Linked DNA regions of Homo sapiens: region 1 is linked to region 2. Evidence: read pairs that join two places in POLR2A ChIA-PET (ENCODE). Cell type or tissue: HepG2. All regions are shown on one strand. Each heading gives the region's core, and the rest is flanking DNA. Links, peaks and the distances in the headings are about the cores only.

Region 1 (10,951 bases), core at 1,899-9,898, 370 kb after region 2:
GACCAGCCTGGGCAACATAGTGAGACCCCCATCTGTTTTTCTTAAGATAAATACATTTTTAAAAAAAGAAATAGATCACTTTGGTAAATCTCCGTACTGTTTTTATAGAGGTTGTACTAATTTACATTCCCACCAGCAGCATATAAGTGTTCCTTTTTCGCCATATCCACACCAACATCTATTGTTTTTTGACTTTTTAATAATGGCCATTCTGGCTGGGGTAAGGTTGTATCTCATTGTGGTTTTAATTTGAATTTCTCTGATGATTAGTGATGTTGCACATTTTTCACATGTTTCTTGGCTATTTGTGTATCTTCTTTTGAGAAATGTTTTTTCATGTCACTTGTTCACTTTTTAGTGGGATTATGTTTTTATTTTCTTGCTAATTTGTTTGAGTTCCTTGTATATTCTGCATATTAGTCCTTTGTCAGATGCATAGTTTGCAAATATTTTCTCCCATTCTATGGGTTGTCTGTTTGATGATTATTTCTTTTCCTGTGAAGAAGCTTTTTAGTTTAATTAGGTGCCATTTATTTATTTTTATTTTTGTTGCATTTACTTTTGGGGTCTTAGTCATAAATTCTTTGTTTAAGCCAATGTCCAGAAATATTTTAGCTAGGTTTTCTTCTAAAATTGTTATGGTTTTATTTTAGCTAGGTTTTCTTCTAAAATTGTTATGGTTTCAGGTTTCAGGTCTCAGATTTTTTTTTTTTTTTTGAGACAGAGTTTCTCTCTTGTTGCCCAAGTTGGAGTGCAATGGCACGATCTCGGCTCACTGCAACCTCCGCCTCCCAGGTCCAAGTGATTCTCCTGCCTCAGCCTCCCGAGTAGCTGGGACTACGGGCACCCGCCACCACGCCCGGCTAACTTTTTGTATTTTTAGTTGAGACGGGATTTCACCTTGTTAGCCAGGATGGTCTCAATCTTTTGAACTCGTGATCTGCCCGCCTTGGCCTCCCAAAGTGCTGGGATTACAGGCGTGAGCCACCGCGCCTGGCCTCATGTCTTAGATTTAAGTCTTTTATCCATCTCGAGCTGATGTTTGTAGATAGTGAGAGATAGGGGTCCATTTCATTCTTCTACATGTGGCTATCCAGTTGTCCCAGCACCATCTATTGAATAGAATGTCTTTTCCCTGATTTATGTTTTTGTATGCTCTGTCAAAAGATCAATTACTTGTAAGTATTCAGCTTTATTTCTCGGTTCTCTATTCTGTTCCATTGGTCTATGTGTCTACTTTTATACCAGTATCATGTTGTTTGGATTACTATAGCCTTGTAGTATAATTTGAGGTTGGATAGTGTGATGCGTCCATATTTGTTTTTTTTTTTTGCTTAGGATTGTGTTAGCTATTCGAGCTCTTTTTTTGGTTCCATATGAATTTTAGGATGGTTTTTTTCTAGCTCTGCAAAAAAAGATGTTGGTATTTTGATAGAAATTGCATTGAATCTGCAGATTTCTTTGGGTAGTATGATCATTTTCATGGTATTGGTTATCCAAACCATGAGCATGGGATGTATTTCCATTTGTTTGTGTCATTTATGATCTCTTTCAGCAGCATTTTATAGTTTTCTTGTAGAGATCTTTCACCTTCTTGGTTAAGTATAGTCCTAGGCATTTCATTTTTTTATAGCAATTGTAAAAGATATTGAGTTCTTGATTTGATCCTCAGCTTGGTTATTGTTGGTGTTTAGCAGTGCTACTGATTTGTGTACATTGATTTTGTAACCTGAGATTTTACTGAGTTTGTTTATCAAATCTAGAAGTCTTCTGGTGAAGTCTGTAGGATTTTCTAGGTTTATGATCATGTCATCAGCAAACAGATGTTTGACTTCTTCTCTAATTTGGATGCTTTTTATTTCCTTTTCTTGCTTGATTGCTCTGACTAGGACTTACAGTACTACGTTGAACAGAAGTGGTCAAAGTAGGCATCCTTGTCTTGTTCCATTTCTTAGGGGGAATGCTTTCAACTTTTCCCCTTTCAGTATGATGTAGACTGTGGGTTTGTCCTATGTGGCTTTTATTATTTTGAGATGCGTTCCTTCTATGCTTAGTTTGTTGAGGGTTTTTTATCACAAAGTGATGCTGGGTTTTATTAAATGCTTTTTCTGAGTCTATTGAGATGATCACATCGTTTTTGTTTTTAATTCTGTTTATGAGATAAATCACATTTATTGACTTGTGTATGTTGAACCATCCCTGCATCCCTGGAATGAAACTCATTTTATCATGGTGAATTCTATTTTTGATGTGCTGTTGGATTCAGTTTGCTAGCACTTTGTTGAGGATTTTTGCACCTATGTTCATCAAAGATATTGGTCTGTAGTTTTCTCTTTTTATGTCCTTTTCTGGTTTTGGTATCAGGCTGATACTGGCTTTGTAGAATGAGTTAGGGAGGAGGCTCTCTTTCTCAATCTTTTAGGATAGTTTCAGTAGGATTGGTATCAATTCTTCTAGAATATCTGGTAGAATTTAGCTGTGAATCCATCTGGCCCTGGGTATTTTTGTTCTAGGTGGTAATTATTTTTCTTTGAGATAGGGTCTCACCTTTTGCTCAAGCTGCAGTACAGTGGCACAATCACAGCTCACTGCACCCATGACCTCCCAAAGCTTAAGTGATCCTCCAACCTTTGCCTCCCGAGTAGCTGGGATTACATGCGTGCACCACCACATTTGGCTAAATTTTGTATTTTTTTGTAGAGATGGGGTTTCGCCATGTTGCCCAGGCTGGTCTCTAACTCCCGGGCTCAAGCGATCTGCCTGCCTCTGCCTTCCAAAGTGCTAAGATTACAGGCATGAGCAACCATGCCTAGCTGGTAATTTTTTATTACTGATTGAATCTCACTGCTTGTAATTGGTTTGCTCAGAATTCCTATTTCTTCCTGATTCAAGCTAGGAGGGTTGTATGTTTCCAGGAACTTATTCATTTCCTCTAAATATTCCAGTTTTTGTGCATAGAGGTGTTCATAGTAGTCTCTAATGATCTTTTGTATTTCTGTGGTGTTGGTTGTAATGTCTCCATTTTTATTTCTAATTGAGCTAATTTGAATCTTCTCTCTTTTTGGTTAATCTAGCTAATGGTGTATTGATTTTATTTCTCCTTTCAAAGAACCAACTTTTTGTTTCATTAATCTTTTGTAATTTTTGTTTCAATTTCATTTAGTTCTTCTCTGATCTTTGTTATTTCTTTTCTTCTGCTAGTTTTGGGTTTGGTTTGTTCTTCTTTCTTCAGTTCCTTAAGGTGTGATCTTAGGTTGTCAATTTGTGACCTTTCAGACTTTTTGATATAGGGATTTAGTACTATAAACTGTCCCCTTAGCACTGCTTTTGCTGTATTCCAGAGGTTTTGATACCCTGTATCACTATTATCATTCATTTTGAATAATTTTTAAATTTCTATCTCAATTTCATTGTTAACCCGAAAATCATTCAGCAGCAGATTGTTTAATTTCCATGTATTTGTATAGTTTTGAAGGCTCTTTTTGGAGTTGATTTCTAGTTTTATTCCACTGTAGTCTGAGAAGATACTTGACATTATTTTGATTTTTTAAAGTTTTTTGAGACTTGTTTTGTGGCCTGTCATATGGTTTATCTTGGAGAATGTTCCATGTGCTGATAAGAAGAATGTATATTGTGCAGTTCTTGGGTAGAATGTTCCGTAAATACCTGTTAGGTCCCTTTGTTCTGGAGTGTAGTTTAAGACTAGCATTTCTTTGTTGACCTTCTGCCACAATGATCTGTCTAGGACTGTTAGTGAAGTGTTGAAGTCCCCTACCATTATTATGTTACTGTCTATCTCTCATCTTAGATCTAGAAGTAATAGTTTTATGAATCTGGGAGCTCCAGAGTTAGGTGCATATGTATTTAGGATTATAGTATCTTCTTGTTGGATTCATCCTTTTATCATTATGTAATGACTTTTTTGTCTTTTTTCTATTGTTCTTGCTTTAAAGTCTGTTTTATCTAACATAAAAATAGATACTTCTGCTCACTTTTGGTTTTCTTTTGCACAGAATATTTTTTGCCACTCCTTTACCTTGAATCTATAAGAATCCTTATGTGTTAGGTGAGTCTCTCGAAGACTGAAGATATGTGGTTTGTGATTTTTTATCCATTCTGCCCATTTATACCTTAAAGTAGAGCATTTAGACCATTTACATTCAACATTAATATTGAGATGTGAGCTACTGTTCCAGCCATCATGTTGATTGTTACCTAGATATTTTGTTTTCTTCATTGTGTTATTGTTTTATAGACCCTATGAGGTTTATGTGTCAAGAGGTTCTGTTCTGGTTTATATCAACCTTTTGTTTCAAGCTTTAGAAATCCTTTGAGCATTTCTTGTAGGGCTGGTCTGATAGTGACAAATTCCCTCACCATTTGCTTATCTGAACAAGACTTTATTTTGTCTGTATTTATAAGACTTAATTTTACTGAATACAAAATTCTTGGCTGAGGGTTATTCCATTTAAGAAGGCTAAAGACACTTTGGGAGGCTGAGGCAGGTGAATCACAAGGTCAGGAGTTCGAGACCAGCCTGACCAACATGGTGAAACCTCGTCTCTACTAAAAATACAAAAATTAGCTGGGCTTGGTGGCATGTACCTGTATTCCCAGCTATTCAGGAGGCTGAGGCAGGAGAATTGCTTGAACCTGGGAGGTGGAGGTTGCAGTGAGCTGAGATTGCACCACTGCACTCCAGCCTGGGCAACAGGGCAAGACTCCATCTCAAAAAAAAAAGAAGGCTAAAGATAGGATTCGAATTCCTTCTGGTTTGTAAATTTTATACTGAAAAGTCTACTATTTGTCTGATAGGTTTCCCTTTATAGCTTACCTGATGCTTTTGACTCACTGCTCTTAGAATTCTTTCCTTCACACTGACTATAGATAGTCTGATGACTATGTTCCTTGGTGATATCCTTTTTGCAATGAATCTCCCAGGACTTCTTTGAGCTTCTTGTATTTGGATGTCTAAATCTCCAGCAAGGACAGGGAAGTTTTTCTCAATTATTCCCTCAAAGAAGTTTTTCACTTTTTTTTTTTTTTTTTTTTTTTGCTTTTTCTTCTCCTTCAGGGACACCAATAGTTCTTATACTTGTCCATTTTACATAATACCATATTTCTTGGACGCTTTATTCATTTCTATTAATTCTTTTTTCTTTATTTTTGTCTGATTGGGTTAATTTGAAAGCCTTGTCTTAGAGCTCTGAAATTCTTTCTTCTATTTGGTCTAGAATATTGTTAAAACTTTCCAGCTCATTTTGTAATTCCCTAAATCCCTAAATGTGTCCTTCATTTCAAAAAGTTCTGGTTGATTTTTTAAAAAAATCTATCTCTTTAGAAAATATTTCATCTATATCCTGAATTGATTTTTAAATTTCTATATGTTGTTTTTCACCTTTCTCTTATATCTCCTTGAGTAGCTTAATGATCAACCTTTTGAATTCTTTGTCTGGTAAAGATTTCTCAAATGCCAGTAGTAGTAGTAATGAATTGGTCATGTGGACAGACTCAGGACCCCCTGGTTAGCCAGAACGATGCAGGCAATGGTGACAGCTGAGGTCATGCACAAGTTTTCTCCTTCCTTGGTGCAGTGTTACACTACTTGGAGATGCTGTAATGGACTGTCAATTGGCCTCCAGCCAGAAGGTGGCGCTTGCCAAAGAGCACCAGCTGCCGTAGTAGCAGTGGGATTTGTGCTTGCCTCATGTTACCCAGGGGAGGTACTCTGGTGACTCAGGTAATGGGTGGGGCCATAGAGCGCCAAAAAATTTCTGTCCTTTGTGTTAAGCTACCAGAGCAAGTGAAGGAGCAAAGCCAGGTGGCGGCTGGATCAGGCAGGTTCACGCTGTGGCTCCCCACATGCGGGGTAAGCAGTGGCCCCTGTGGGGGTCAGAGAGCATTTTTCTGGCCGCAGGGGTAATGTTGCAGGGAGGGGTGCAGCTGCCTCTGCTGCACAGAAGTCTCTCTACAGGGGTTGGGGAGTAGCAGGCGGCAGTAAGCCCCACCAGCGCCCATGCACTTGGCAAGGCCGGTCCCTCACCCGCAGGGTTCCGCTTGCAGCAGCTCGTTAGAATCCAGGCAGTCCGCATTCAGAACTCAAGACTGCCCCATGCCATAAGCCTTCCTGAAGGAGAGAACAACCAATGCTTTCAAGCCACGCCCCTCCCAGTCTGCCCGTGAAGCAGGGGCGCCCAGCTCCTGCACCCGTGGCTGCAGCACATTTCCCAGTCACTCCTTGGTTCTGCCCAAGGGGGTTTGTCCCCATTCGGCATTATATTGTGAACCCAGTTGGGAACTTCTGCCAACCTGTGACTGCTGTCTGAGTTAGCTGGCAGATTTCTGCACAGTCCTCTGTGAGGTAGGGTCGGGAATGTCTTCCCTCCATCCTCACTGGAGCCTGGGAGTGCATGCAAAGCCCGTCCCAATGATGCTTTTTCTCATACATTCCCCACTGCTCACTAAAATCAGCTCCATTGCTGGATAGGGTTAAGTTCTTCCCTCATGGGCCTCTATTGCCAGATTCCCAAGTGGGAGTGTATGTTCCAGAGGCAATTTATTCCTCTTTCACTCTGGGGAACTTAGTTTTCCACTGGCTTATGGTGTAGGCTGCAGCCCAGTGCTTCTTTCAAAGGGTCAGTGGCTTCTTTCAGTTCTCCTGTTAAGTTCCTGTGTTGCTTCTAGGAGAAAAGTTCACAGTGTGTGAGTCTCTACACACTATCTTGTCTTTCCAAGTGGAAGAGGCATGCTAACACTGCCTCCAATCTGCCATCTTGGGAGCAACAGAGTGAGAACTTGTCTCTTAAAAAAAAGGTGGGGAGGCCGGGCGCGGTGGCTCACGCCTGTAATCCCAGCATTTGGGAGGCCAAGGCAGGCAGATTATGAGGTCAGGAGTTCGAGGCCAGCCTGGCCAACATGGTGAAACCCCATCTCTACTAAAGATATAAAAAATTAGCCGGGCGTGGTGACGCCCGCCTGTGATCCCAGCTACTCAGGAGGCTGAGGCAGGAGAATCGCTTGAACCTGGGAGGTGGAGGTTGCAGTGAGCAGAGATAGCGCCATTGCACTCCAGCCTGGGTGACAGGGTGAGACTCTGTCTCAAAAAAAAAAAAAAAAAAAAAAGTGGGAGGGGAAGCGGTCTTTTGTTTTAGAGATATCTGCTTTAATATGTATGAACAAATATCAGTGATTTGCTGACAAAATGATTTGTCAGTGATTTACTTCAAAGTAATCTAGTGATGCAGGTAAGAGGGCTGAGGGATAATGATGAAAGGAAAATGGGAGGGGTTATAGATGAAACAAGTTTGGCCATGAGCTGATTATTATTGAAGCTAGGTGATGCCTACAAGGGGATCCATACATTATTTTCTCTTTGCAATACAATCCTGACCTGGAGTAAGGTCAAATTTCACAGGTTAAGGGAACAGCCACTCACAGGATGCCTCTTACCCCAGATACCAGCTGTTATATGTTCCAGGGTTCCTGAGCCACCGGTGCTTCTGACCAACTGACCACAAATGCAGGGATTCCCACTAACTCCTCAGGTTTAATAATGGACCAGAACAACTCACAGAATGCAGGCACGCACTATACTTAGGCTTAGTGTTTCATTATAAAAGACACAAACCAGGGACATCCAAATGAAAAGGTGCAGGGAGCAAAGTCTGGGAGGGTCCCAAATTCAAAGCTTCTTTATGCTCAGGACCTGTCATCCTCCTGGCACACTGATGTATGATTATCAACCTGGAAGTTTCCCCTAGCTTTCATGTCCAGAGTTTTTATTTGGGTTTTATTTTGTAGGCATGATTGGTTGAATCATTGGCAGTGTGATCGAATTCAGTCTCCAGCCCCCTGCTCCTTCCTGGGGGTCAGAGGTCAGAAGTCAGGCTGATATCCACATTGCTCAAAGCCCCAACCCTCCAGTCACATGGATGGCTTTTGTGGCATGTCCAGCCCCTATCCTGAGTGATATCATTAACATAAAGTCAGGCATGATCTGAGGATATTATTTCATAGAAATACAGCCTTCCACAAACGTTGGAACTGGTTAAAGAGTCTCTGTAAGACTGTAGTCCTTTCATCTGGTACTGGAGCTTGAAGTCCAGAGGGCAGAGAGTTGGAAAGCGACAATGGATATAAAGTGAGGAAGATCAAGAAAAGACTGGAACCCACAGCATGAACTAGAACCCAGCAGGACAAATTGAAACTCATGTCAGTTCATATTCCTTCTGGTGTTGATAGTGGGGACCCAACCTCATGGAACTAAACACACACACACCAGGCCCAGGAGTCAGGGAAGCTGAGGGAAAACCCAGTGGAAGGTAGAGCAGGCCCAGCTGCCGCTTCATGCTGATGAGGTGAGTCAGCAGATCAGCAACAATGTGTGTGAGCTACAAAATGACTGCAGCTTCCCATCTGCTTTCTGAATCTCACAAGAATCTCCCTCATGGCCCACCATAACCAGAAACATACAAGAAACAAAATTGTGGAAAACGTAGTTCAGCTTAGCCAAGTCAATACATTACAAGGCCACCACACCACACTTAATAAAAAGTAAACATTTGTAAATCAATCAACCAGTGCCTGGAAGTACTTATTTAAGAGCCAAATTATTTCACAAAGTAAACTGAAACACACCTGGTGAATCCCACCCACCACTGGATACATATTTGCATTGCCACCCATTATTCCTTCCCTCTTCTCCTGTAAGAGAATACGATCTCCTACCAATTCTCCCTCCACCTTTTATTCTCTCTCAGTAATCATGCTTCATCAATTAACTTCTGTCTCTGGCTGTTCTTTATCTTCAGCTTCTTTTTTTTTAAGCTTCCCATGATTCTGTAAATCCCTATAGCAAATAACTTTTTTTTCTCTTTTCCATTACAGCCAAGTGTTGAGTACAAAAAGTCTATTTATGCTATCGTTACTTCTATAATGTGATTTTTCTGTAGTATTTGAGAATATTCAATTCTTCTGAAATTAACAAGAGAAACAAACAAGTAGAACAATAGGTGACACTCATAAAACATGTTGAGGAATGATAGCAAATGTACTAAGTTAGAAATCTTTTAGGTTAAACATAAATAGCATATACAGAACATATGTTTGGTAAGCATAGATTAAAAGAATGGAAATACCAAGTGTGCTACTTGTAGATAGGAAAGGATAGAAGGACCAAGTAAACCTAAAATATTAGTAAAATCACAGATCATGTATCCTCCTGAATGACAGCTATGTCATATTTAAATCAGCTGCTGAATCGTGACAGCTATTCTTGCCCCAGGTGACCTCTGTCCAAGATATGCAGATAAATCCACAGCTCCTCAGCACTTCATTGGTGAATTTCAGTTGTGCACAGGCTCCTTGTCCTCCATCTCTTTGAAAGAGGAAGCATGTGTTGGCTTCAGGCACCTTCAATTTGCTGAGTCTCCTTGCTCACCCTTGACTCTGGTCACTGCATCAGACCATGCCATCAGTAGGAAATTCTGATGTGTCTTTGTAGGTGAGAGAGATAGGATATGAACATTGTGTGACTCAGGATTTTTTTTGTATGGCTCTTACATCCAACTTGGATCCTATCCTTAGTGTGATAACTTATCTCAGTTTCCACTTGCTTCTTGCTTTGTGTTTAAAATTTACACATAGGCTGGACATGGTGGCTCAAACTTGTAATTCTAGCACTTTGGAAGGCTGAGGTGGGAGGACTGCTTGAGCCCAGGAGTTCAAGACCAGCCTGGGCAACATAGCGAGACCTTGTCTCTAAAACAAAAATAAAAACAAAAAATTAGCTGAGCATGCTAGTGTGTGCCTGTAGTCCTAGCTACTAGGGAGTTTGAGGTGGGAGGATTGCTTAAGCCCAGGAGGATGAGGCTGCAATGAGCCATGATGACACCACTGCACTCCAGCCTGGGTGACAGAGCAAGACCCTGTCTCAAAAAAGAAAAGAAAACATAAATAAACCTTGTGATTCCAGCGTCTTTGCAATTTTCTCTCACCCTGTCTCTTTTATGAACTCTAGAGCAGCCTGCCTGATAGTGTACTTGGAGGTAGCATGAACAACTTGTCCTGATTTGTAGCTTTTGCACGCAAATCCAGTATCCTAGAAACCCCCTCAGTTCTGTGCAAATGGGGACAATTGGTCACCCTACTTGGAAGTAATTATTACATCAAGTTCATTTCCCACTGAAGCAGTCCCCTTACCTCTCCTTTTCTTCTTCAATTATTGTAATCTGGTTTCTACTGACACAAATTGCTATGGGTTGAATGTGTTCTCCAAAGTTCATGTGTTGTAAACTTAATCCCCAATGCAAAAGTGTTGAGAGGTGGGACTTTTAAGAGGTAATTAGGTCATGAGAGCTCAGTCCTCATGAATGGATTAATGCCATTATTGTGGAAATGGATTTCTGATAAAAGGATAAGTTCAGCCCTCTTCCCATCTCTCTCTCACATGCTTTATTGCCCTTCTGCCTTCCATGATGGGATGATGCATCAAGAAGGCCCCCTTCAGATATAGGCCCTTCAATCTTGGACTCCCCAGCCTCCAGAACTGTAAGAAATAAATTTCTGTTCTTTATAAATTATCCAATCTCAGATATTCTGTTATAGCAGTACAAAATGAACTAAGACAGCATTCTACCAAAAATGTTTTCACTGGGAGCACCAGTTACTTCCATATTGTCAAAACAAATGGACACTTATTTGATTTCACTGAAGCAATTAACACTTTTGTCACATTTTCTTTCTTGAGATTCTTTTCTCTTAGGTTCTACGACATCTCTTGCATTACCTAGATGCTTTCTGGATTTAATGTGGACCAGTTGGATACCAAGCATCTGTAATTCAAAAAGTTCAAATAAGGGTTATAGGCCTTAAAGGGGAGGTAAATAGAGAGATCAGAATAGAAAGTTTATTCAAAGGAATAATAACAGAGAACTTCCCAAACCTAGAGAAG
Region 2 (10,951 bases), core at 1,813-9,812:
ATGAAAACAACTGGCTCCATCTTAGTCTTAAATAATCAACCTCTTGTGGCATGGTTGACATTTCTGCTCAAGTGCAGCCATGAAGCAGGAAAACATGCATTGCCAATTTAAGAGTCAGGTGGAACTACGAATCCCTTCCCTTATTTAACAAGCATTTATGGAGCACCTAACGTGTGCCAGGCACCAGGCTGCTCCTGAGGATACAGCAATAACACTGACCCAGCCTCTGCTCTGACTTCAAAAGCAAATAATCTGAGAGCTTTTTTTCTTGTAGTGTTTATACATAAAATGTTTACAGTTGCTACAAGTACTGTAAAGAGAGAGAGAGATAGGGGTGTTATGATCCTAGGCAACCATGAGCTGTGTGATCAAAGAAAATAAACTGCTTCTTCCTCAAGGAAGTCTGACTTGAATTCCAGGTGGAAAAAAAAAAAAAAAGCAGCAAAGAGCAAAGGCCAGAAGCAGGAATGAATATAAAATTTTGAGTAATTAAAAGAAGGCTAGAGTGACTGGAACACAGAGATGGAGGGGAGGGGAGGGAAGGTGGGAAAAAGAAAGAAGGGATGGGAGTGATCCAAGACAAAACTAGAAGTAATACTGGCTCAGGTAGCCCAGAACGTTGTAAGCCACATTAAGGATTTTGACAGTTTTGCGAAGAGCAGTGGGAGATTATTAAGCAGTTTCAATCAAGGGCCAAGCAAGCTAAACTTTTCTGATATTCTTAATAAGGTAAACTAAAATAAAACTAACAGATTGACCTTGATCTCAGTGTGCTTAGTTATGGGACAGTTAATGTTAGATGATTTGCCAACCAAAGAAAGCAGGTTTTGCTTAAATGACAGCAAACATTAATTTCAGGATATGGTTAATACAAGCAGGTATAATCAGAATTGTGACTTACATTTAAGCACACTGAACTAGACATTAATTAGAAATTTCTCATAAAGATACCACAATATTATGCTTGATTGCATCTGTAGAAAACAAACCCTTGAATTTTCACTTTAGGCTTAGAGAATAATCACCATTCTTCCAAATCCTTTGCCAAATGAAAATGAAAACTTCTAAGATGAATTTCTTTCTGCAGGGTAGAGATTACACTCATGTAAAGATTTAGCTGACAATTACCAAAAAAGAATTGGGGGAATAAATGGGAGAGACAGCTGTCCAGGAAGTTATCAGTTGCCAGATTTGCTTGTAATGCAGAGAAATTCCCAGGAAGTCAAAAAGTGTTCATTGGTGATTGCACGTCTTTTGAAATCGCATCAGAGGTCTCCATTTTCTAACCTCTTCTCTTGAAAATGAATATATGTTTCCAGTCTCCCACAGGATGTATAATTTTGCATGATTGTTAGTAGCTATTGGCACCATTTATCTCTCTAGTCATCCACTGTTCCATTTTGTATTAAGTCTGAATATGCTTTGCACACACTTACACTTCAAAAGACGGTAGTTAAAACGATCTCACTTCGATCGTCTTACTCCAGCAATACAATTTTTAGGGGTTTGTTTTGTTTTGTTTTGTTGTAAAACAATATACTCTTTTCCTATCGTTATAATGAAATGGGAAAGGTTCCCTTGTTCCCATCGCACACCCTATGTGGCTCACTTCTTCAGTGCCTCACTACGCATACCTCTAGGGGAGCATACAAACAGGCAGGCTGTAGGGCTCCCACCCCACGGCAGTGTCTAGGGGTGAATGTTTACAGCTGAAGCCCCAGTGGTCGTGTGTCGCAGGGTGTTCTTTTAGTTTAGCCCTATAGGCAGCTTGTGTTAGTTCACTTAGATCCGCTTCCTCATCACAAGGACAGAGGACTTTCTGTATCCGGGTTCTTGCCTTGGTGCACCGGAAGAACTGGATCACATGGGGGCTTGGATAATGAGTGGAAAGTTTTACTGAGTAGAAGTAGTTCTCAGCCATTGAGGAAGCCAGAAGGAAGATGGCCTTCCCCTAGAGTTGGGCCACCCGCTGCCCGGCTCTCCTCTGACTGCCCCGGACCAACTCTCCCTCATTCCGCAGGTCGCGGGTCGATGGCATCGATCCATGTGCGGGAGTCTATCGATGTGCTCTTCCGCAGACATGCTCTCTAATGACCAGACACATAACCACTCGTGTCTTCTTCTGCCGATGTGTTTCCCAACACGTCCAGCCGCTTGTGTCTCTTTCCTTACTAGGGTCTCGAATTTTTATAGGCCCAGGTTGGGGGTGTGGTGGGCCAAGGTGGTCTTGGAAAATGCAACATTTGGGCAGGAAGGCAGGAGTGCCTGTCCTCGCCTAGGTCCGTGGGGGTAGAGCCCTAGCCAGGGACCACGCCCTCCTCTACCCAGCACTTCCCTTCCCCTCTTCCGTATCATTTAAAGGCATCACGCTCTTCCCTTCCCAGCACTCCTTATCAATAATACGCAAGATTTTAAAGATGCAGTGCAAAATAAGAAAAACATCTGGAAGGTCTGGAACCCTAATACCAGTCTGCGTTGTCTTTCTTAAAGACTGAAATTGTACAACATTTATTTTCATTTAACAAACACTTATCACTTGTATTTGTCAGCCTTTGTTCAAAGATGCTGTACGAATATTAACATGTCAAATATTATGTAGATCATTCTATTGCTTTTTAATTTATTTATTTATTTATTTTGAGACAGAGTCTTACTCGGTCGCCCAGGCCGGAGTGCAGTGGCGCGATCTCGGCTCATTGCAAGCTCCGCCTCCCAGGTTCAAACGATCTCCTACCTCAACCTCCCAAGTAGCACCTGCCACCTCACCCAGCTAATTTTTGTATTTTTAGTAGAGACGGGGTTTCACCATGTTGCCCAGGATGGCCTCGAACTCCTGGCCTTAGGTGATCTGCCTGCCTCGGCCTCCCAAAGTGCTGGGATTCCATGCGTGAGCCAGTGCACTGGGCCAAGCATTCTATTTCTCATTTATGGTGCGTCTATTTGCCACCACTGCTTCGACTGAGGATAGCTTGGCACAAGATGTGAAGCTTGTTTTGAAGGCCTGAGCAGAGATTTTTTTTTGCACAGTGGAGTCCAGTATTTTGCCAAAGGCACAGAAGAAGGTACGGAAGATGAAAAACTTTTCCCCAGCCTGGGCAACACAGTGAGACCCCCATCTCTACAAAAATTTGCAAATTAAAAAAATTAGCTGGGTGTGGTGGCATGTGCCTGTAGTCCTAGCTACTTGGAGGCTGAGGGGGGAGGATCACTTGAGCTCAGGACTTTGAGGCTGCAGTGAGCTATGATCACACCACTGCACTCCAGCCTGGATGACAGTGTGAGACCCTGTCTCTAGAAAACATGGAAGGAAGGAAAGAAGAAACGAAGGAAGGAAAAACTGTTCCTTTACCCTCTTAAGTTCAGTGTTTTGGGGGCTGCAAAAGAAAAGACAGGCTTCTGTTCATTATGTATGGGAGTTCTCAGGAAAATATGCCTCAAGGGGGCACTTACAATTTGGGGCTTATGTGCCATCTGAACAAGAGAAGGGGAGGAGGAGAAGGGCACTTAAGGAAAAATAAATTACTTTTAAGAAAGATCATGGGCCTTTAGGAGAATAGATGGGAGATGATAGTTTTGTGACAATGCCTGTTTAGGTGTGCTGTGGGCTTCTCTTTGGTATTAGAGTCAACTTTCTCTGGTTGCAGAAAAATCTGTGGGAAGGGATTTATGACAATTGAGTTTTGGGAGGAGGTTCTGCTTTGGGGCAGATAAGGAGTTTAGAAATAAGCCTCTTATCAAATGCCTTCAGCTCAAAATCATTTTTATGCCACAGTGGCATATTCTAGAGGAACCTGGGCCAAGGAAGACCACCCTTGGCCTTACTCCTGGAGTCATTCCGGCTCTGGCCTAGCCTTGGGGGTGGAACTCTGCCCTGGTGTGGACAAGAATGGACCCTCTCAGGCCCCAGCATATTCTCAGAGGTCCAGTCACACCGACCTGGAAGTGTCAGAGATGTACTTAATTCTAGGTTTGCACTGAGGCCAGGTAGAAACCGCAGTACCTGGAGCATTTCTTTGTGTTTTGGGGTTTTAATAGACTTGGCCAGGAACCAAGTCCAAGCCCTTTCAACATCACAGAATGTTTTTTAATCTTCCCTAGTCCACCGGAGTGGAAAACTCACATAGTTCTCATCATTCACAAACACTTAAAGGGTGTTTACTAGGTACTAGATGGTATATGCTACTATTATCAGCCTCATTTTGTAAGTGGAGGAGACAAAGAAAGGTTAAGAGGGTTTTCCAAGTTCACATGGATGGTAAGCAGCACAGTCAATATTTGTTGACTGTGAGGCCGAGGCAGGTGGATCGTTCGAGGTCAGGAGTTTGAGACCAGCCTGGCCAACATGGTAAAACCCCGCCTCTACTAAAAGTACAAAAATAAGCTGGGTGGTGGTGGCGCATGTCTGTAATCTCAGCTACTCAGAAGGCTGAGGCAAGAGAATCGCTTGAGTCTGGGAGGTGGAGGTTGCAGTGAGCTGAGATGCACCACTGCACTCCAGCCTGGGCAACAGAGTGAGACCCTGACTCCCAAAAAAAAAAAAATTGACAAATTAGCAACCGGGCACAGTGGCTCAGGCCTGTAATCCCAGAGCTTTGGGAAGCCAAAGCAGGAGGATCACTTGAGGTCAGGAGTACCAGCCTGGACAACACAGTGAGACCTCATCTCTAAAACAAAACAAAAAAATTTAAAAATAAGAAAATTAGCAGGGTGTAGTGGTGGGCGCCTGTAGTTGCAGCTACTACGGAGGCTGAGGCAGGAGGCTCCCTTGAGCCTAGGAGTTCAAGATTGCAGTGAGCTATGATTGCACCACTGCACTGCAGCTTGAATGACACAGCAAGACCCTATCTCTAAAACAAATTTAAAAATTGTTTAAAAAAAAACTTTTTAAATTGACAGATTAGAATCTGATCAGTTTCTTTCCAGAGCTACTTGAACATCTCAGGAGATTCTGCTAAGGATGGAAAAGGAAGGAGTTTTAATTTCAAAGTTTCATTCCATGTCTTGTCAAACCAAGTCTAGATTTGCCATTTAGAACTGCATTCTCTGATCCTGTGTTTTAAGAGAGGTTTCTCCATGTAGATGAAACCAGGAGCTGCATCCTTCCTCGGATTGGTAGGTGTTCCATGGGCTTTATCTGTGCGGCGTAATGACAGCACACAAACGCCAGGGGGCAATGCAGTTTCACCGAAGAATCCTAGGAAACTCGGGTCTGGCTTTGACTAAGAACATTGGCAGGATCCTGGGGCAAAGGTGGAAATCCTTACTAAAAAGAGTTCCGCCAAGGAAAAAATATGTTTAAAAATCCTTTCTTTGAAAGCTTCCTGCATTGTCATCAAAATTGCCCTTCAGTATTTGTGCACAGCTGGAAGTTTTGTGATATTATTTGCAAAAGATTTACTTTTCGTTTTTTCTCAATGCGGCTGCCTAGTCTTTCCTGGAAGGTTTCCTGGGTCTTTCTGCGTAGGAAGGATTATTCTAACCAGCTCTCGGGTAGCCTGGATCACATTGTTAGGACTCTGTTGCGTCCTCTGCCTGACCGCGGGGCTCTCTTCCCCCGGTGCCCATTCAGCGCTTCCAGCTGCCTCTGCGGTTGGAGCCGGGCTCCCTTTAAGGTAATTCCAGTCTGGGCCTGTGTTTTGTTTCCAGCTCGGCAGCCGCCAGGTGTCTGCCCTCCCTTAACCTCCAAGGATGAGAGATCAAAGGTGCCCCTACATCTGCCTCCTGCCCAGCTCTTTAATCTGTTACATGTTCAAAAGGGACAAATGCAGTATTGTGCACTCAGGGAGGGAGGACAAATCAGAGAAGTGGAAATGGGCAGAGCCTCAGAATGTGTTAACTTACATAAATGATACGGAATATGCCTGTCGACATATTAGCCCTGCCACTGTAGAGGTGTTTTCTTCTTAAAAGAGCAAGAATATTATGCAGAAATGGAAATCCTCTTTTCTCCCTTTGGAAGCCTACTAAACCCATTTAATGAAATATCGTACACAGACCCATTTGGAGGTCACTATTAGAAATATAACGAGGTAAAACAAAATATTTTTTAAATTTATGAAATGGAAATTACAAGGGCACTTGTAGAGACCTGAGCTTATTTTATATGTGGCAAAAATGATAAACTAATCTTTAAGCAGAGCAGATATATTTTAAGAAAGACTATTCCCAGCGGAGCATGTATTTTCCATATCCGTAGAGCTAAGTAGGGGAATGCATTTTAAAACAGTAGGAATTCAGATTAGGTATTAAGAAAATAATACTGAGAGCAATGGTTATGGAAGGTACAGAATTTTCCTAACAGCACTAAGGAAGCAGCAATTATTTCTTCCATTTTTAGAGGAAGGGGTTGGGGGGAGGGGGAAGAGCTCCTGATCTAGTAACAAATTGTTTCTAAACTTAAATTTAGAAACATTTTAAACAGTTTGAGCATCCACGATTTTCTTTAGACTTTTAGGAGAGCTCCCTAATTTCCAACTAAAGACATAAATGTGAACAGGCACTAATTACTTTTTTCTCTATGCATTCCTGCGCCCACACACCCAGAGGCTCTCTTGTGCTTCCTCTTCCCCAGCGGTTACAAAAAGGAACTCCAGCAACTTCAGTTGTGCTTAGCTGCCGTCACAGACAATAGCATAGTAGGACCAGTGGCCTCATATTAAGTCACAGTCTTTCCCAGTTACAATGGCTGAGAACCCAGATTTTCACAAGGTGCAAAGAAAAGAATATTGACATGGTTATTAAAAGCTATGGTGAGAAGGGAGTCTTTATCAGCTGCTTCAAATATTTCATTCACCTTCTTAACAAATATTTATTCTGCACTTACTATGTCCAGACATGGTGCTGAACTCGGGGAATTCACTGGTGATCAAAAGCAGTCTTACCCTTTGTTCTCATGGAGTTTACCATCTAGGGGTAGAGACTAGCGTCAATCAAATAATCACAGAGATAACTGCGCTGAAAGAAAGAGACAGTTCTTGTGGGAGGATCTATTGTAACAAAGGGACTAATCTAGAGGCTCAGGGAGAACTTCCCTGAGAAAATCCTCATTAGCTAAGAGTCAAAGGATCAAGAAGGGTGAGGGATGGCACGTGCTAATTCTGCATTCAATATTAGTAGAACTGAAAGGGTGATGTGGCTGGAGTACCAAGAGCTAAGGGACAGGGCACATGTGTAGTCAGAAAATGTATGCACAGCTGACTATGTCTGTCATCTGTTGCTACATACCTTATTACCCCAATGTGGAGCAGCTGAAAAACAATCATTATATTATACCTTATGATTTTGAATCAGGAATTTAGGCAGGGTTCAGCTGGGCAATTCTTCTGTTCCACATTCAGCTAGAAGTTGGTGTATTAGTCAGAGTTCTCCAGAGAAGTAGTATATCCGTGTGTGTGTGTGTGTGTGGGTGTGTGTGTGTGTGTGTGTGTGTGTGTGTGTGTATACTGACCCATAATTATGGAGGCTGAGAAGTCCCAAGATCTGCAGTCAGCAAGCAAGCTTGAAACCCAGGAGAGCCAATGGTATAGTTCCAATCTGGGTCCAAAGACCTGAGAACATGGAGAACAATTGTGTAAGTTCCAGTTCAAGTCGAAGTCCAAAGGGAAGAGAAGACTGATGTCCCAGCAGAGACAGAGAATTCTCTCTTACTTTGTCTTTTTGTTCTATTCAGGACTTCAACTCATTGGACAAGACCCACCCACCTTAGGAAGGGAAGTCTGCTGTACTCAATGAACTGATCCAAATGTTAATCTCATCCAGAAACACCTTCACACACACTCGAAATAATGTTTGTTCAAATCTCTGGGCACCTCATGGCCCAGTCAAGTTGACACACAAACTAACCATCACAGTTGGGCTGGTCTTGAGAGTCCAAGACAGCATTATTCACATGCCTGGCACCTTCATTTCAATGGCTGGGAGTGTGGGCTCCTGATCAGTAGCAATATGGTAACTGTTGACTAGAGCACCTGTAATTGGCACCTCCAGCCTTGCGGCTTCAAGACTCCTTACATGTCAGTTCAGGGCTTCCAGAGACAGTTCCTATACAAGAGATAGGAAATCTTAAGGTCTTAAGGTCTGAGCCCAGATACTGGCAGAGCATCTTTTCCTTCATATTCTTGGTGACGGCCAAAGCAGTCCACAAGCCCACTCAGACCAAAGGGAATAACGAAGATGCCACTTCTCAATAGGAAGAGTTTCAAATAATCTGTGGTCATCGTTAGTCATCCATGCTTCAGCCTCTGGACACAAATTATTCACATCTTCTGTAAGGCAAAATATACTCACCCCTTCTAAAGACTTCAAAAACCTTATCTCAAGCTCAAGTTTGAGATTCAGGTTCTTTTTTTTTTTAGGGGGAGTCTTGCTCTCCTTGCCCAGGCTGAAGTACAATGGCATGATCTCGGCTCACTACAACCTCCACCTCCCAGATTCAAGCATTTCTCCTTCCTCAGCCTCCCAAGTAGCTGGGATTACAGGCATGCACCACCACACCCGGCTAATTTTGTATTTTTAGTAGAGACGGGGTTTCACCATGTTGGTCAGGCTGATCTCGAACTCCTGACCTCAGAATATCCACCCATCTTGGCCTCCCAAAGTGCTGGGATTACAGGCGTGAGCCACGGCACCCAGCCGAGATTCAGGTTCTTACCATCTAAATAAGGTTCAGTTGCTGATGGGGCCCATTTGATGCTGTTGTCTTATACAATTTCTCTCAATATGAAGACCTCTCAATATGAAAAAGGTATTTGCCTCATATATGTCCAACGTATACTGATAATACAGGGATGGGATAAGTGCTTGGGATATTCCCACTCAAAGAGTGGATAAACAGCTATACGCCAGGCATTACCATAGCAAGTCTGAAATCCACATGCTGCCAGTTCCTTGGCTGGAGGGCCGAGTCCTGCTCTCTGGAATGATTCTCTGCGGCTCTTGGATCCACCCTCCAGACTCTTGTTGCACCTTCTGAGTTGTCCCCTTTCCATAAGAAATAGCACTTTCAGCTGAATAATCTTCTCAGCTTATGTCTCACCCATAAAAGTCTGGGGGCTCTAAGGACTCTTTGCACTTTACCTCTGCCTGCTTTGTCCAAGCTGATTATGTGTCCACTAATACACTTCTCTCATAATCTTTGTGGGCATCCTTTGAATCTTACTGGGTTTCTTTCTGTTAAATGAAACACATACCTACAATTCTCTTCAAGATAGTCCCTTTTTTGGTCTGGGCTCAGAGTTGGGTGCTGTGGGACAATACCCTTAGGATTCTTAAAAGCCTTTTTGTCTATTTTGGAAACTCTATGAGGTACATCCTTAAATATTTCTACAGTCATTAAAAGGTATTTTACAGCCACCCCCTAGGAGTGTTAAAACAATTTTTGTTTTGTTTTGTTTTGTTTTTACTCAACACATTCTAGCTCTTTATTGTCTCCAAATTTTGTTTGAAAACTGAACAGTTCTTTTTTGACTCATCTTTCTCTACCTGCACCTTTTACTGTGTGTAGCTTTAAAAAAAATTTTTTTTTTAAATTTTTAAATGGCACTTTAAGCATTCTGCCTAGAAGTTTTCTTACTAAAATCCGTGGGTTCCTTGGGTATATTTTCTATTTTCCACATTACTACAAGTGATAATGTTAGCAAATTCTCTGCCACTACATTAATAGAGTTACCTTTTCTCCAGGCTCCAGTGACAATTTTCAGTCCTCCCAGCCTTCACCAGCAGTCTTCTCAAGACCTTACAGCTGGCCGGGAGCAGTGGCTAACTCCTGTAATCCTAGCACTTTGGGAGGCCAAGATGAGCGGATTGCCTGAGCTCAGGAGTTCGAGACCAGCCTGAGCAACATGGTGAAACCCCATCTCTGCTAAAATACAAAAAAAAAAATCATCCAGGCATGGTGGCAGGCGCCTGTAATCCCAGCTACGTGGGAGGCTGAGGCATGAGAATTGCTTGAACCCAGGAGGCGGAGGTTGCAGTGAGCCAAGGCCGTGCCACTGCACTCCAGCCTGGGCAACAAAGTGAAACTCTGTCTCAAAAAAAAAAAAAAAAAAAAAAAGACCTTACAGCTTCTTCCCTCTGCCTAAACTTGACACTTAGGCTCAGCTGATGTTTATGAGTGTCTGCATGTGGCCTTTCCATCAGGACCGTCTCAGGACTTGTAACCTGCTGTCTCAGGCTTCCCGGAGGGAGTGGTCCATGACACCAGAGGGGAAGCTGCCTGTTTCATGAGATCTGGGCAGACAGCATCATTTCCTCTGTATTCTAATGGTCAAAGCAGCCACAGAGCTTACCCAGATTCAAGGAGAGGAGACATAGCCTCCACCTGTCTGTGGGAGGAGTGTGGAAGAATTTGTGGCCATTTTTATTCACCTATAAGTGACATCATAGAGGGTTTTGCAGTCATGTTAAGGCTTTTTGTCTTAAGAATTTCACTGGGCACTCTGGTACATGCCGATAATCTCAGCTACTTGGAAGTCTGAGGCAGGAGGATCACTTGAGCACAGCAGTTTGAGACCAGCCTAAGAAACATAGTGAAACTTCATCTAAAAAATAAATGAATAAAATAAGAGTTGGAAGGCTGTCACATGATCTTTTGAAAAAGTCTCTCCACCTGCAGCATGGGAATAACTTAGAAAAAGGATATTAAAGGCTGAAGTTCTTTTTTAGTTCCTCTTTCTCTATTGTGCCTTATCATACAGTTTCCTGTGAACATTGCTGTCATAATTTGGCCCAGGGTGATGACAGTTGAGACAAGAGAACTGCAGATTATTGAGGTATTTGAATATAAAGTTAGTTAACTAATATTTCTTGAAGTCCATTTAGGGCGTAATTTTGTCTCCAAGTAGCCAATAAACTTACTTGTCAGATACCTTGCCAATATTGGAACCCTAAAACACCTAAATATTTACTGCAAGTTATATGTATTCACTCTGCACATAGATTTTGACTAACTCCC

Evidence for each region. ChIA-PET counts read pairs that join two places held together with the same protein. Peaks named below come from ENCODE experiments on the same cell type or tissue, not always from the same donor. Only the 100,000 strongest peaks of a DNase experiment are listed, where the experiment ranks them.
Region 1: POLR2A ChIA-PET joins it to region 2 with 25 read pairs; 19 of 35 experiments call an interaction of 5 or more read pairs at or near these places.

Annotation. Positions count from the first base shown.
Region 1 is chr18:3,292,283-3,303,233 of GRCh38, reverse strand. No RefSeq gene overlaps it. Among named protein-coding and RNA genes, the nearest start is that of MYL12-AS1, 35 kb to the right of the region's middle. RefSeq lists enhancers at 5,949-6,028, 8,189-8,483. In HepG2, for the core only: a CTCF peak has its summit at 5,664 (motif pointing right); DNase peaks (open chromatin) are centred at 5,683 and 6,123; H3K4me3 peaks cover 1,352 bases.
Region 2 is chr18:3,660,672-3,671,622 of GRCh38, reverse strand. The region is part of intron 7 of DLGAP1 (DLG associated protein 1); the gene reads left to right. Among named protein-coding and RNA genes, the nearest start is that of DLGAP1-AS6, 13 kb to the right of the region's middle. RefSeq lists a silencer at 5,560-5,854. In HepG2, for the core only: CTCF peaks have their summits at 5,170 (motif pointing right) and 5,663 (motif pointing right); DNase peaks (open chromatin) are centred at 4,262, 5,182, 5,722, 6,862 and 1 weaker place; H3K4me3 peaks cover 1,097 bases.